Linked DNA regions of Homo sapiens: region 2 is linked to region 1. The links are chromatin loops, found by intact Hi-C in ENCODE. Cell type or tissue: heart right ventricle. All regions are shown on one strand.

Region 1 (8,000 bases):
ATTTATCTCAGTGCCAAGGACATGATTATCATGCATCTTCAAGTAATATTATGGCTATTTTTATTATTACAATCATACTCTATTATTTAAAGGCAAAGTTTAGTTTCTCCTCAGCCTAGTGACAGAGCAGGAGCATTGCCCTCTTGGAAAAGCACCAACATTTTAAAGTTCCCCTTGATCAAAAGCCACCGAAATCCAACCCAAAGGACATCAGCCTAATGGCTAATGTCAGCATGACCATAAACTACAAATGACATCTCCAACCAGAAGCATTCCAACCCTAAGACAAACGCCTCCACAACCAGAGACATGCCTGCCCCAAGATAAACTCCCCTACAACCAGAGACATTCCAACCCCACAATAAACTTCTCCTCCACACAGAAACATTCCGAGCCTGTGATAAACTCTCTCACTCTGAACCCCTAAATACTCTTAGTCTGTAAGAGAGAGTGCTCCTGACCAAATTGGCCAGAAGCCCCTCTCAGGTTTATTCTCCAAAATAAACCTGTCTTTGACTATTGAGCTGCTTTTCACGTTTCTTTCCTCTTTCTTTAACTCTTACACCTAGCTTGTTTGTTTGGTTGTTGTTTGTTTTGCAATCAATACCAATGGTATAAATTTAAAAGGAAGAGAATAAAGAAATTATATTTTCTGATCAACGTTTGTTGTAAATGATTTATACAGTGATGGGTCCCAAACTAAATTTCCCAGGGAATTCCCTATTTCCTTGCGGGGGTAAAGAGCATCCGAATTATTTGCTCATTAAATGAGTTGCCAAAAGCCAGAAAATCTATGCATCTGAGAGTTTTCATCTCAAGAGACCCAGGAGCTCGAAATCCTAGCAGTATGAATCATCTCTGTCCAAGTGTATAGAGTCTATTAGCAGAGGGCAGCTCTTGCTTCTGATGGCAATGGATGCCAGCTGCTGCTGAGAAAACAGGAAAGGTAATCCCATGTTTCAGCTTTAACGTGCCTGGTCAATTGTGAAAACTGACTTGAAGGGAGAGAAATTTCATCTTGACCCCCTTGGATAATGAACAAGAAGGACAGCCTGGCCTGTGAAGGAAACACCAGAGTGGGGCAAGCTCAGAGAAAATTCAGCCAACATAGCAGTGGAATCATGCTCTTTAAGTGTCAGGCCAGCCTCACAGGTACCACACTTTTTCTAAACACAGGTTTCTCCATTCACAAATTGTTTACTTCAGAAATGACTTTTTCTCCTATAAATGGAATTCCTTTGTCTGAGAACCACATACGCAAGAAACAAGGATGAAGGAAGAGCCATCTAAACTACCAGGTCAGCTACATTCATTCATTCATTCACCTGCCCCAGCATATCCATCCTACGGGTTTACTAGGTAACAATAGGGGTATGGATGAGGCAACAGGGATGTACAGAGAAAGAAAGTGCTTAGAGTGAGTTGTATAGCTTAAATGCTCATATTAGAAAAGATGGAAGGTTTAAAATCAATGCCCTACGTTTCACCTTAAGAAGTTAGAAAATGAAGAGCAAATTAAACCCAAAGTAAGTAGAAGAAAGGAAATAATAAACAAAAAGCAGAGCACAATAAAACATAACACAATCAACAGAAAAAGTTAACAAGGACAGAAGATTTTTAAAAACATTAATAAAAGTAATAAACAAGTAGCAAGCTTGATCAAGAAATAAGAGAAGGCACAAATTACTAATGTCCCGAATGAAAAAGAGATATTGCAGATCTTACAGATATTAAAAAGATGGCAAGCAACATTATGTCAATGAGTTTCACTACTTAGATGAAATGAACAAATTCCTTGAAAAACCACAACTTAACCAAGAATGACTCAACAAGAAATAGAAACTCTGAATATCCCTATACCTATTAAGGCAGAGGTTATCCACATGTAGCTCCAGCAGAAAGGCAGCATCAGCAACACCTGCAAACTTTTTGAAATGTAAATCCACAGCTCTCACTCGGACCTACCAAATCAGAACTTTAGAGTGGGTGGGGTGGGGGTCACAGCAATTTGTGTTTTAACAGACCTTGCTGGTAATTCTGATACCATTTGAGAACTGTTTCAATACTATCTTCCTACAAAGACAGACAGATCTAGATGGTTTCACTGATGCATTCTATCAATTACGTAAGAAAGAAATCATACCAGCCTTACAAAAGCTGAGAAAATTTAAAAAGGGGGGATCACATCTCATCATTTACTGTCAATCTCTACTCTTTTATGGAAGTTGTAGGAGTCTTTATTTTCCCTGATTCTTATTTTAAAGTGATTCCTGGTTTCTTTGAAATGGGCCATTCTGACAGACAAGTGGTCCACATAGCCCAAATGGCCACACTGCATGTTCTCAAGTAGAGAAAGGTCTTTATTAGGTGTTTTCTGTCTTTTGCTTGCAGCCCTTAGGGGAGTGATAATCTAGTTCACGATAAGGTAATTAAGGCAGGGAGTTGCCCCTCACCCACAAGGATACCCACAGCATAGCAATCCTTCCCTTCTCTTGCATACAAACCTCACTCAAGCCAGAGCAGGGACTGGGACTCAGATAACAAAAGCGGTGATAAAAATGAACTATCTGCTCATAGTATTCCTTCTAAATAAAACACCCATACCACCTTTCCACATCTGGCTGTTTTTCTTACTCATCCTTAAGCCTCAGGTGTCATCTACAGAAAGACTTTTCTGAACCCCCAAACTAAGCAGATGTAACTAAATCTTTACATCTTTATCCAAGAACTTAATATTGAAATTCTCTATGACTTTGTACCTTTGTCAAATAACTTATATTGAAATTACCTGTCTGGGTCCTATATCTCTCCAATTATGTCATTAGCTCCTTGAGGGCAGAAACCACATTTCATTTTTTGTTTTGGTTTTGGTTTAATGTCTCACAGTGCTTGACTACTAATTGCATAGTTCCACTCAGTAAACCTGTAGTGAAATGAAGAGTCTGAGAGTGGAGTCAGGTCAAAATTTACCTCCATAAATAAAATACACTCAACTCAAAACATTCAGTATGACTTATTTTTAAAATAAGTACTTTCAATTTGTTCAATCTCTCAGTAGTATTATTAATGCAAACCACATGGACTGACTTTCATTTTGCAAATCTCACCTACCCTTTTTAAATATATGGTGGAAACATAAGGTCCCTGCCCACAGATCTATGCATTGCAGAGCCTACTAGAAGATAAATACAGGGATCAAAAGAATAACAGTAGTAGGTGACACCTAGAATCTTAGGATAAAAGGGTTGGATTTCTTCTTTTAGCCTCTTTATGCAGACCTGCAAGTTTTGCCTTCACAGCCTTGAGGATCATCCTGAAGCATGAGACACAGATTCTCCCACCTCCGCCTATTGCAGACCCCATTCCAACAAATCCTCCAATAAATGAGATCCTGAAGAATTAATCTCCCGCACAAGCAGAATAAGTGCCTGAGGGAGGCCAAGTTTTGCAGAGAGTTAATTATGATGAAGGAAGACATTCTGTGGCCATTAATTTTTATTGGGAGGGCAGGCATTATATTAACAGCTAGTATATATATCTAGAATTGGGCCATATAGCATACACGCATTGTCTCATTTACTTATCACAACCCTTTGAATTAGGTACCATTAGTAAGCCCCACCCTGAGAATAAGCTTAACTGGCCGAAAAATCACAAAGTTTAAGTGGTGGAAAATGGATTTAAATTTACATCTCTCAGACCCCAAAATCCATGCTCTGAATGCTAGTGATATATTGCCTTTTTACAGTCTTCTGGTATAATTATGCTCCTACAATGTTCCACCCAAGCCAGTGGCAAAAGTAAGTCACTGATATCAAAGAGGGGGGATCATCTACCCTATGAATCTGAAGACAAAAAGCACCCTTTAAACATGATTCATCTTCGACACAAGAGACTAATTTAAGAAACATTTCTTTCTATTCAAAATAATGATGCTAAATGGGAAGCGATTTAAGCTTTACAATGGCTTCATCAGAATCTCATCTGTCAGATCTCAAAATCATGCTCCCAGAACATGTTTCTCAATAGAATGAATCAGCAGGAAAGAAAAGCAGATGTAAAGCAAACAGGTGAAAGTATGAAGTTAGCAATAACTGTGCTCATGGGCCACCACCACCATCAGCACCACCATCATCATCCTCATCACCAGTATTATATTGTTATTATTAAGTACCTTCATTCCCAAATAGTAGCATTATGTCCTCTGAAGGAATGGGGCTTCTGTTTACCCAGCAAACAGGCACTGTTTGCATTACCTTAAGGGTTAACCTACTTTCTTGATAATGGGTCATGAGTGAGTAGGGGTGATCAGTAAAGATAGTACTATTACAAACAACAGAGCACACTTGTAGTTACTAAAATTATCCAAAAAATCATGGCAAAATTATCAAAGATGTAGGATTATGAATTTGGTATGACAGCAGAAGGATGATTGCACATCTCACAGTCCATATTGCTCACATCGGGTTCTCACATGCTTTAATTGCAGTGCTAATTCTGAGAATTCTTGATTATGATCTAATGGTGGAACACATCTGAAAGATTAAAGAACTGATTGTAGAAAAGTCAACACAAAGTCCTCCATTTATGTACATACCAGAGTGCAGGACAACGGGGACGACCCTGTCCCCTGGTGGCAGAGCTCCGCGATTCAGAACCTCGCAGCAGGAAGGAACTTGCCTGTGACTCCACATTCAGCCATGCTTTCAGAAGCACTGGACTTTTATCAATTTCTAGGGATATTTGTGTTGTCAGGGTATACTAAGTAGGAATCTATTCCCATTTATATTGTGATTTGCTTTGTACCTACTAATTTTCACTGAAATCACTATTATAATTTACTGTCTCTACCCCCACAAGTAAGGGATGGAACTTCATTTCCCAGTAAATATATTTTGTTTTATTGCCTCCTAGGTAACAATGTGCAACAATACCAAAGTGTTTCATTTAAGACCTGTGATTTTGTGCTTTTCAGGACTAGTAAAATACAATAGCATGTGGAACTTATGATTTCTAATTTGTTTCAGAACGTAGTATACTGTGTTTATATAAGCCACACAATATTAACCCTTCAAGACAACTTTAAAATCTCTTTCAAAGCATGATTAAAAGTACGTCTAAAAATTTTCCTTGTGAAATGTAAATGTATCTAATACACCTATAAAATCTTGTCAGCTACATTTATGAAACATAAGTCATAAATTTACTACATAAACAACAATAAGTCAAAATAGTAACATTGATAACAATTGCTAAAATGTTCTTTACACTTACTAAAAGCCAGGATATACACTTAACACTTTTAATCTTTATCTCTTTTAACCCTTACAACAAACCCACAAGGTAAGTATGTTATTCTCTTTTTAAAGAAGAAGGTACAGCTTAGAACTATGTACCTCAACATTGGCACTCTAACATTTTGGATAATCCTTTGTTGTGGTGGAAATGTTCCATGTACTATAGGCTATTTAGCAGTATCCATGGTCTCTATTCACTTGATACCAGTAATATACCCCATATCCAGAAGTGACAACCAAAAACTGTCTGTAGACATTGCCAAATACCCTCGTAGGGCCAAATCAGCCAAATCACCCCCAGTCGAGAACCACTGGCTTAGAGAAATAAAGTAACTTACTAAAGGTCATATGCTTAGAATATAATTGAACAGAAGCCAGGCATTCTGACACAAGAATGTATACTCTCAATCAATGAAATACAGTGTTGTTTACTCTGTGATAGTTTAAAGAACATAAATTTTCCTCAAAATAGAAAACTAAAAATGAAGACAAACTGTAAATGCCTTCCCGTAGAAAGATATTCTATGGCCACAAGAGACTGTGCCCTTCCAAAATTTTCCTTTCCTAATTAAGGTCCATGTCCCAATGCCTATTGCCCTTACGTAGCTTGATCTCCTGCCCCACCTACCCCAATCTTCTTTAAGTCCTATTCCATGTGCCCCAAAAGACAGTCACCAATCCCTTGTTAAGGCTGATTCCATGCTTTAGTAAATAAGATCCAGACTCTGCCTCACAGAGCCCCTGAAGAACAAGACCTGTCTGCTTCCTACCTGTTCCCTTAGATGACCCAAGACTTCCACCTGTATCATCTCAAAGTGTAAGCCTTCTGCATAGTGGTCACTGAATTCCGGTACTGAAGTCCCAAGACTTCAGTGACTAAGGACTTTCCACACACCAAAGTCTTCCTATGTGCCTCACATAGACTATTTCATTCCAGGCTCACAAGAACCCTAGGAAGCAAATACTATTTCCATTTACCAAAAGAAACAGATTCCAGTAGGCAGGGGAAACCCACACAAGCATTTCACCAGGTTCACGACAGGACTCAGATTTTAACCCAAGTATGGACAACTCCAAACCCCTGCTCTGTATTCCAACCCTATACTCTTCCAATTTCATGGCAGGGCAAAGACTACAGACACACCCTTCCAAAGCATGTTCTCATCTTGCCATACTCCCTCCAGCTTGCTTAGAAGTTCATCATTCCAGCCCCCTCTCCTCGACATCCCAAATTTATGAGAATAAACAAAGCAGAGCTGAGTGTGACTTCACTTGTGGAATAGAAAAGGGAAAAATTCAGGCAGTGACCTCACGAACTTTGAAAAGGCAGTATCGTATTAAATCAGAGGATAGAAAAATACAGAACATGTTTTCTCTTATCCGATTCTATTTTTGTTATTTACTTTTTTTATGCATAAAGAGTTATGTATTCATGTATGACTGATCACATCGCTTCAAAGCACTTTAGCTGTTAAGTACGAAAATAGACAATTTTGAAAAAAGAACCTGGTGGTGGAGGTGAGGATTTTTCCCTTTCAATCACATTACTTAAATATAGCTTGTTGTTTTTTTGTTAAGTCTTCATTAAACTTTCCTGAGAGCTTCAACTTTTAGGTTAAGGCCAAATACGAAAACTTTCAAACATAAAATGTCTGAAGAGAAAAGAACAATTGGCAGAGTAGAGAAATGAACTACCAAAGGCAGATCTTTTTGACGTTGATTTATTCAGCTTTAAGCTGCTTCATTTGGGGAAGAAAAAAAAAGGAGGGGCTCCACAGCTGTAAAAATCTATAAAGCCAGGCTGAGCACAGTGGCTCATGCCTATGATCCCAGCACTTTGAAAGGCCAAGGCGGGTGGATCACTTGAGGTCAGGAGTTTGAGACCAGCCTGGCCAACATAGTAAAACCCCGTCTCTATTAAAAATACAAGAAGTAGCTGGGCATGATGGCATGCACCTGTAATCTCAGCTACTCAGGAAGCTGAGACAGGAGAATCGCTTGAACTGGGGAGGCAGAGGTTGCAGTGAGCTGAGATCTTGCCTCTGCACTCCAGCCTGGGCAATGGAGAAAGACTCCATTAAAAACAAAAACAAAAACAGAAAACAGACAAAAAAAACTATAAAGCCAAAGGGATAGAAAGAACTCAAGAAACTTTCAGTGTCTGAAAGGCCTGCCTTTAAACCCTGGCCCGACCATTTGTCTGCTCATTTGAGTTACCTCAGATGAGTTACCTCTTTTCCATGACTTCCTTTTCTGTAAAACAGGATCATTGTGAAGATCAAATGAGAAAATGCATGTAAAGCACCTGGCACACTGTAGACACACAATAGATTTCAATCAGTAGGGGGCCCTCTGGACATACCTATGTGCTTGCCAAAGTTTGTGCTTTAGCAATACTTTTAATGTCCCATGATTACTTCTCATTAATTAAGTGAATTTAGAAGTATTGTAAACCAAGGATAATCTGGCTAGGGGCTAAAGGACAATATATATGGGGTACAGACTATGTCACCTGCCCAGTGATCTCTGTGCTAACTGGCAGCTTTGTTCTTTTCTGGTGATTCAGTTAAACAGCAGAGAGTGCCCACCATCACTGCAGATGTTGTTCAGTGACCTAGACTTCCTCCTGGAAGGACCTCAGTAACTGGAACCAGAGAATACTGTTTTTGAGCCAAAGACCACATTCGTTCTCAGATTGAATCT
Region 2 (8,000 bases), 260 kb before region 1:
TCTTGCTGCTTCTTAACCAACCCATTGTCTGGGTTTCCTTCAAGCACAGTCTCCCAAAGTTGTCTAAGAGGAAGAAAAACCTGGGACAATTATTTTAACAAAAATGAAAAACAAAGCCAGTTTCCCAGGCCTCACTAAGCTCTCGGAGCCAGCACTTCCAGAGGCGAGGTTTAGGGACCTGGGTATTTCACAGGTGGCCCAGGTGATTCCCATCATCAAACAGGCTTGGAACACCTTGTGTGGTAGAAATTTCCTTTTGTCGAACTAACGAAAAGTGTGGCATTCTGCTTTCTGTGGATACTCTTGTGAAGTTGAGAGAACAAATTTAATGTTGCCTACATGAGTACCTGAAAAACTGCAAAGTGCTCAATGACCACAAACTTCCAATGTTGCTACCTGTAGAAACGCTATTGCCAGGTTATTTCATAGAAATGCTTGGTGGAATTTTTTAAAAAATAACTGACTATAATCTTCCAAAAGCCTGCAGCTTGATAGCTTTTCGTAGAGGTAGCTTTTCATCCCCTTGGTGTCTTCTTTGCAAACACTGAGTAAGGGAACTCTGGGAACCTTGAGTCAGTGAAAAAGCAGAACTACAAGGCCTTCTGGAAATGCTGTTATTTTCTCTGTTAGCTTGGTGAGATGCCCAATATATCAGGACAGGGATGAAGCCATCCCACCTCTCATAACCATGAGCCATATACAGGTAGCAGGCGGGGATACATAAAATAAAACTGGTTTTGATTTTGCCACGGGCCATTGGCGGGGGGTTAGGTTCTGAGTCAGCCTCCCACTGGCTTCCAGTTCACTGAGGATGTGTTCTTGAAATCTCTTTCCATGAGGAAGCTACCAAATTACCTATCACTTTACTCAAAGTTCCACTCATGGGAGTAATACCCAACACATCTGAGTTTCATTTTCTAAAGCCCTTCGCACTTCACCCTTCCGTTGCTCCCTCTCATGTCCAGGAAGAACATCAGAAACCAGGTGGGAACAGCCAGTCCTGACCCAGCTTCTAAACTGTACTGTATGATGCACACAGAAGGCTTCAGACCACCCACCACATGGAACTGGTTCTTGGATTCATTGTAGAAATCTACTCTGTCAGTGGTTTTCAATCCTGGCTACATATTAGAATCATCAGGGGAGTTCTTAAACAATATGCTGACACCTGACCCTTCACCCCAAGATGCTGTTTAGTTGGTCTGGGTGGGACCTGGGCATGAGGACTTTTTAATGTTCCCAGGTGAGCCTGATCTGCAGCCATGAGAAACACTGCCTTCACTGAATACCCAGAGATGTTTCTTTCAGTTGTCGGGAGGGAAGCCTTACTTTCTTCTGAAACAACTGGTGTGCTCATCCTCACGGATGTGAATCTTGTAAATGGTTTATTTCCATTTAAACTTAAGATTCCAGAAAGCTTAGACCCAGTTTATGGCATAATGCTAGGAATCAGGGGAGGCCGATTTAGACTGCACGTCTGCTTATTAACATTTGCCCTGGTTTGTTCCATCTATGCTAGCTCTACTTTGTGACTCTGGTTTTATTCCATTTACTTAATCATTAAAAAAGCAATGTATTAAATTTGCATGATTTTAGAATTCTCAAATATCTGATAAATGAGGTAAAATAAAAGCAAATGAACAAACAACTATGTCAATGCTGCTATTGCTAAATTTCATTTTCCTCATCTATGAAATTGAGAAAACATCAATGTCAGGACAATAATTGCGAGCATCAAGTAAGAGTACACACATGACAGTGCTTAGCAAACTGTGTCATACAACACAGTTTTTATTATTTGTTTTAGAAAGGTGTGTGTATGTGCATGTGCGCATGCGTGTGTGTGCACGTGTGCATTTGTGTGTGTGTGTGTGTGTGTGTGTGTGTGTGTGTGTGTGTCTAAGTAGGTAATCTGTCATCTTTGGGAAATAAACACTTTAAGGTCAGGAATTACATTTCCCTTGACTCACAGCATGTGGCCATTTAAGGAGTAAACAACCCAATCCGTCAGCTAGGGGCAGAGATGTCACCACTGCAGCTTATGTGACTTGAGGTATCCTTTGACAAATGAATAGCTTTCAGATATTTCAAATTAATGTCCTTGTTTGGTTCAACTAGAGGGCAATGAATCCAATTCATCAAGAGTGTGGAGAAGAGGACAGTGATAGAAGTGACAACTAAGGCTACCCGCCTCAGGGTGAACGCACACCTAAGACTCGGGACTTCACAAAGTTAGTGCTAAAGCACAGTGATTTGCAGCTTAACCTCAAACAAATAATTTCCCTTCTGCAAAATGGGGTTAGCCTGGCCAAGCCTATGCCTGCTGGAGAAAGGGTGATTTAAGAGCTCTTGAGACCAAACATCATCATTATTAATGGTCTGGCAATAGCAATGTTATTATAGTACAACCAGATCCCACAGGGCAGAGGAGGATGCTGAAAAGCTGAGGTATGAAAGTTTCTGTCAACTTATTGGCCATTTTCAATTTCTCTGTTTTAGCATATTGTAAATGACTGCCTTTCTGATACCCACAGACCTCTGATCATTATTGCTGAGCATATCTGCCAACATCTTCTTTGTGTTCCATTTGGGCTGGGGCACAGGGCAACAAGCCATTGCCTGAAGCCTCAGAACAAATCATCGTTTTTGCCCCTTTACAGCTTTGAAGAGAGAGCATCAGTAAAAGTCCAAGTTCTGCTTCAGGCTGTGGGAACACTGAAAGAGTCTGGAGGTCTTCAACGCCCCACCCCCCACCCCCCACACACTGCCCTAAGAGTTATCAACCAAGAGTATATAAATTAGAGCTGCATATTCAGAGTATTTAATGCTTTTTTCCTGCACAATACAACCACCATCAATACTAGGTTTAGTTTCGTGTGATTTGAATATGTCTGTTCATCACAAAGAAGAATGATTAAAAGCAAGAGCTATTCAGAGATACAACACCACAAGCTATTTAAATGTGGCTTTCAAAATATTTGAATGTGCTTTGAACTTGAATTGGACATATGAATGAGGAGTTAAAAAAAGTGTTAACAACCTGTGACCCAGTAATTGTATATCTGGAAATTTGTCCAGTGGAGATATTCAGAAATGTGACAAAGCGTTATGTACAAAGAGCTCCATTGCTGCTATTTACAACTGCAAAAAATAAAATAAAAGCGTATAAGTTAATTGCCCAACAGCAGAGAGGTGGTTAAGTAAATTGCGCTAGAGCCACAGAATAAAATATTATGCTGCTATTGAAATTATATTAATGGAGAAGTTAAAAAAACACTCACAAGAAAATGCTTACAATCCAATGTTGTGTGAACAAACCATAATTCAAAATTAACTATACTATATGGCCTTAACTGTGTAAAAATGCATAGCGAAAGATCATAAGAAAATAAAGTATCTACAATGATTAATTGTTGGATGGGGTATTACAAGTGATTTTAAGTTTCCTATTATACTGTCGATACTTTCCAAATTGAGTAAATTCTATTTTTACTTTAAGAAAAAAATTAAAAATATGTTTCAGTGAATGGCAAGCATGGCTGCTTTGGAGAAACATCACAGTCGCCTTCATCAGAGCAATAATACCATGCGAAACGATACACCAGGAGGCCCTGATGAAGGGGTGGTATTTGTGTAATATTCAGTATCACCACTAGAGGGTTCTCTCTCTGAGGCCGGTTTGAAGGCATCAGGCTGGATGCCATAAAGGATGTAAACCACTTTTATCCCCACAAAGGGGAGTAATGAATGACTACACAGAGTCCCTGACTCATGATGGCCCAACTTAAATTTTTGGACTTCATGATGATGCACAAGCAATACACACTCAGAAGAAACCGTATATAACCTTTCTGTTTTTCACTTTCAGAACAGTATTCAATAAATTACATGAGCTATTCAACACTTTATTATAAAATAGGCTTTGTGTTAGGCGATTTTGCCCAACTCTGGGATAATGTGTTCTGAGCATGCTTAAGGCAGGATAGCCTAAGCTATGATTCAAACACAGCTGGTAGGTTAGGCATATTAAATGCATTTTCGACTTACAGTTTTTTCAACCTACAATGAGTTTATTGGGACGTGACCCCATGGTAAGTCAAGGAACATCTGCATTCCCTAGTCAGACTCCTTATGTTCATGGCTTGAGCAGGAAAATATTGCCAAATATACCCCTTTCAAGAGTAGGAGAAAGAAAAAGTTTGCAATTCAGAAAGCTAGCATCACAGGGCTGTAAAACCATATCATTGTACCCTGAAGAAAATTAAACATATGGAATCCAGCTTAATTCCATGAATGCTGAGATTTCTTATGCCTCTGATAAGCTTCTGATAACCCATTTACTTCATCCCTCACAGTCAAAAAAGGTGAAATGAAACGTGATATAGTCATACTCTGTGTATGTCTTTCAGCATGCAGGCAAAGGCACTTGGTGCCTGGGTATTATGAGACGTTTAAGGGAATACAAAAGAGACAGATGGTTGACTGAGTTTGGACAGCTCTATATCTGAGACAGAACATGGACAACAATGGGAAACATTCAAAGAAAGAAAAAAAAGTCTTTTCATTTTTCCAATTCCAATTAAGAGGTTAACTCATTGTTTTTATTTGGTAATCAGAAGAACATACAAGTACTTATGCATTACTAGATGCTGGGGGAAAATTATACATTGAAGGACTGTCAGGCTCATCTGTGCAATAAAGATTTACAATAAACACATCATTAATTTTTCTGAGAACAGCTCAGTATACTCTGTTTTACATGAATCCTTATGATTTAATCTTGTATTTGGAGATATGATGCTATGGCATTTGGATAACATTGGTTAAGCAGCATCTTAGAGAACAGAACACTCTTCCTCAGAATGGATGGCCATTCTTTTACCCTGTGATGTACAAATGCAAATTACAACCTGCATTTTATCTGCCAGAAGTGTATTTCACATCATGGAAGTACATTCTATCACAACCATGAAATCAAAACAAGTCCATTATTACCATCTTCCCTTTTGGAAGAGCATTCTCAGAATACATCCAGAAATACCTTCCTTATTCCTCCAAAGAATTGTTTATTCAGCTAGTCATTGGTTGAGGTTTGGGTTTTGGTTCTGCTTGCCTCTCTCTTTTGAGTCTTGCTAAATGTTCTTGATAGTAATCCAGATATTTCTCACAAATCCAGCTGAACAGCAGCAACATCTAAAGCTGAGGAGATGAGTTGAGTTTTCCATTCATATATGGCCAGTGCCCTCATCAGGAAAGAGCCTACAGACTCAAGGTGAGTAGGGTGTCTTTAGGATGCTATGTATTTAATGCATAGGGTGCTACGCATCCTAAAGAGAAAAACCCTGTGAGAGCAAAAACTGTGCTGTACACTAAGGGAGGACAATAACAACATCATATTCACCTCTAGGTGACTCACCTTGCTTTGGGTAATTGATTTCCCATAAAGATTTCCTTTTTTCCTGCTTCCTTTTCCCAAGCTATTTCTGCCTCCCCATCTATCCCCAGCGACCTTTGACACCCAAAACTTTCCCATACGAATTGCATGGAACAAGGTGCTTTTATTTTTCCCATTATTTTGTGTTTGTACGTGCTAAAATGATACTGCAAGCAGAATGGGTTACCTGGACAGAAGCAAAAGAAGGAATTTGTGAAGGGTAGAAAAATGGGAGGAAAAAAAAAGGAAAACATAAAGGAGAGTTTGAAAAAGGGAAGACATTTAAATTAGATGAGGGGAATCTGGTTGTACAGTGGGCACAAGAGCTGATAAAAACCTAACCAAGCTCTACAAATGAAAATAGCAAATATATTTTTGAAAATTTTATAGCATATAAAATTGTATAAAAATATCATCAAAGCAAGAAAAAAGGAAATGTATACTCTATAGTTCTACCTCTAGAATCAGTTATTGGACAATACCTATGGCTGTAGGTTTTTCCTATCCATCTATATATATTAATATAATATGTGACTGTATTTCTGTACCATCACACATATACCCACTCAAAGACAAGGACAGTAGTACACAAATTCTACTCCAAGATAGGTCATGAGAGGGAAGCAAAGACTATACAATGATGTGTCTCCAGGACAATCTATTTAAAACCCATTCTATAGCCATGGGGTTTTAATGGGCTTTATTTTAAATGAATTACCCTGCACCATAAACTGACTGAGAAATGATCCTGCAGGTTCAGAAGCCAGCACTCATGAAGAATACGTGGCTGAAGCTGACCAAAGCTGAGAGGATGAGTCTCCAGTTGGCACTGCCTCTGGCCTGCAACAGCCAGCATTCACCCCACAAAGGGGGACAAGGTCTCCTCAGGGGAGACTGAATGAGTGTGCCCTGAGCGAACTTAAAGGGCCCACACCCCACTCCCTGCTTCTCCTGGCTGAGCAGATGGCAGCCCAGGCTGGGTGCAAGTACAGTTAGTGAAGCCAGCCATTGCCAGGGTTAATCCACTTCTGCTTGGGAACAGAAGCCAGAATAAACATGAATTCATGTCAAATATGTCTGGCAATATTTTCCAAAAAATGACTAGGGTGGGTATTTAAGAAAACAATCAGGAATTAATATGTTTAAACTTGACCATCATACATCTTTCAGTCCAGGTCATCCACTGCACAATCGTTCCTTGTTTAATATAAAAACAAGAAGCTATTTCAGTGGCACAATTCTTGCTTAATTCAGACATTCCTGGAGAAGCAGCCAGCCTTTTTACAAATGTCCAAGGAGGATCTTTAGAGGCCTGCTTCCCATTTTTCTAATCTCCCTGGGAACATGTTCATGATCAGATAAACTGTCTAATGCAAATGACTCTGGTAACATTCTAACTCTAGTGTCACCTCTGTGCCCACTAGTGTCTTTGGTGAGAGAGAGGAAACCTTAAAAAGTAAAATCTGGCCTTGGCAGGTAATATGTCTCTTGATACCCAGAGGGAGGTTTTATAGGAATATTGTCATTGCTCATTATAATTTTTTTCATTAAGTTCATTTTCTTAGTGATAATGAGGCCTTTAATCATGGATCACAGTTGATAAATTATTACTTTCCATTTGTTCATGCATAAGATCCAATATAACATCATTATTGCAACATTATGTTCTTTAACATCTAACTTTGCCATGGTTTGGTGCTGTACCAATCATATTATTGGTGGAGCAGAACTATGCAGTGATTCCTCATGCTGCACATAGAGAATCTATTTGCTGTAGGAGAGTCTGTTTAAGGTTTTAAAAGTTTCCACTCGGATTCTCAGTAAATCCACTGACGTTTTATATAGATTGGTGTCATCTTCCCTTTTGGAAAGACATTCTCAGATAAATCCTGTTTTAGTGCTTTTTTTTTTTTGTATTGTTCTGTTTTTTTCTTAAATCAAGAGGCCATAGAGAAGTTTTTATTTTATTTTTTCCATAAATTTGGCTATGACAATTTCTCCCAAATTACCTGCAATTTCCTATCTCTGGTAATAAGCTATTTGTGTGAGTAGGGTATGCCTGCATATACTTAGAAGATAAGCCTTTAGCAGTGTGCTTGGCATATAGAAGTTGAATAAATTTTCAGGGAAATTTGAATTTTGTTTGCATTCACAAGTGGATAGTGGAATTCAGTTAGACGATTTTGAATGTGTTTCCTGAATGCTGACCGTGTTCCAAACACTGTGGTGGGCCAGCACTGCGTCTCCTGTGGGGTGTGTGGGCATCTCAGGATCAGAACAAAGTTTCCAATTAGGAAAAAAATTGTTGCCTGAATTCCCTAAATTCTCTTTATTTGGGATAGAACACCACATACACAGATTTCCAATCTTAGAATCTTCTCTATTTCACTATGAGAAAAAGATTTCATGCTTTTTTTCTATTGTTTTTCCTAGGCTCCATGGGGAATGTTACAAAGTAATTTCCATCATCAAAGTCTCTGCTCATAGGTTAAGAAAGAAGAAAATATATTATATTATCTATCTATCTATCTATCTATCTATCTATCTATCTATCTATCTATCTATC

Evidence for each region. Peaks named below come from ENCODE experiments on the same cell type or tissue, not always from the same donor. Only the 100,000 strongest peaks of a DNase experiment are listed, where the experiment ranks them.
Region 2: it touches region 1 in a loop (2.1-fold over the local background); 8 of 110 quality-filtered maps call a loop at or near these places.

The regions. Positions count from the first base shown.
Region 1 is chr7:32,034,922-32,042,921 of GRCh38, forward strand. All of the region lies in intron 2 of PDE1C (phosphodiesterase 1C), which reads right to left. Among named protein-coding and RNA genes, the nearest start is that of PDE1C, 31 kb to the right of the region's middle. In heart right ventricle, a CTCF peak has its summit at 4,636 (motif pointing left); no DNase peak of the experiment used is centred here; H3K27ac peaks cover 3,209 bases.
Region 2 is chr7:31,778,946-31,786,945 of GRCh38, forward strand. All of the region lies in intron 16 of PDE1C (phosphodiesterase 1C), which reads right to left. Among named protein-coding and RNA genes, the nearest start is that of PPP1R17, 96 kb to the left of the region's middle. RefSeq lists a silencer at 3,677-3,726. In heart right ventricle, a CTCF peak has its summit at 3,651 (motif pointing right); no DNase peak of the experiment used is centred here.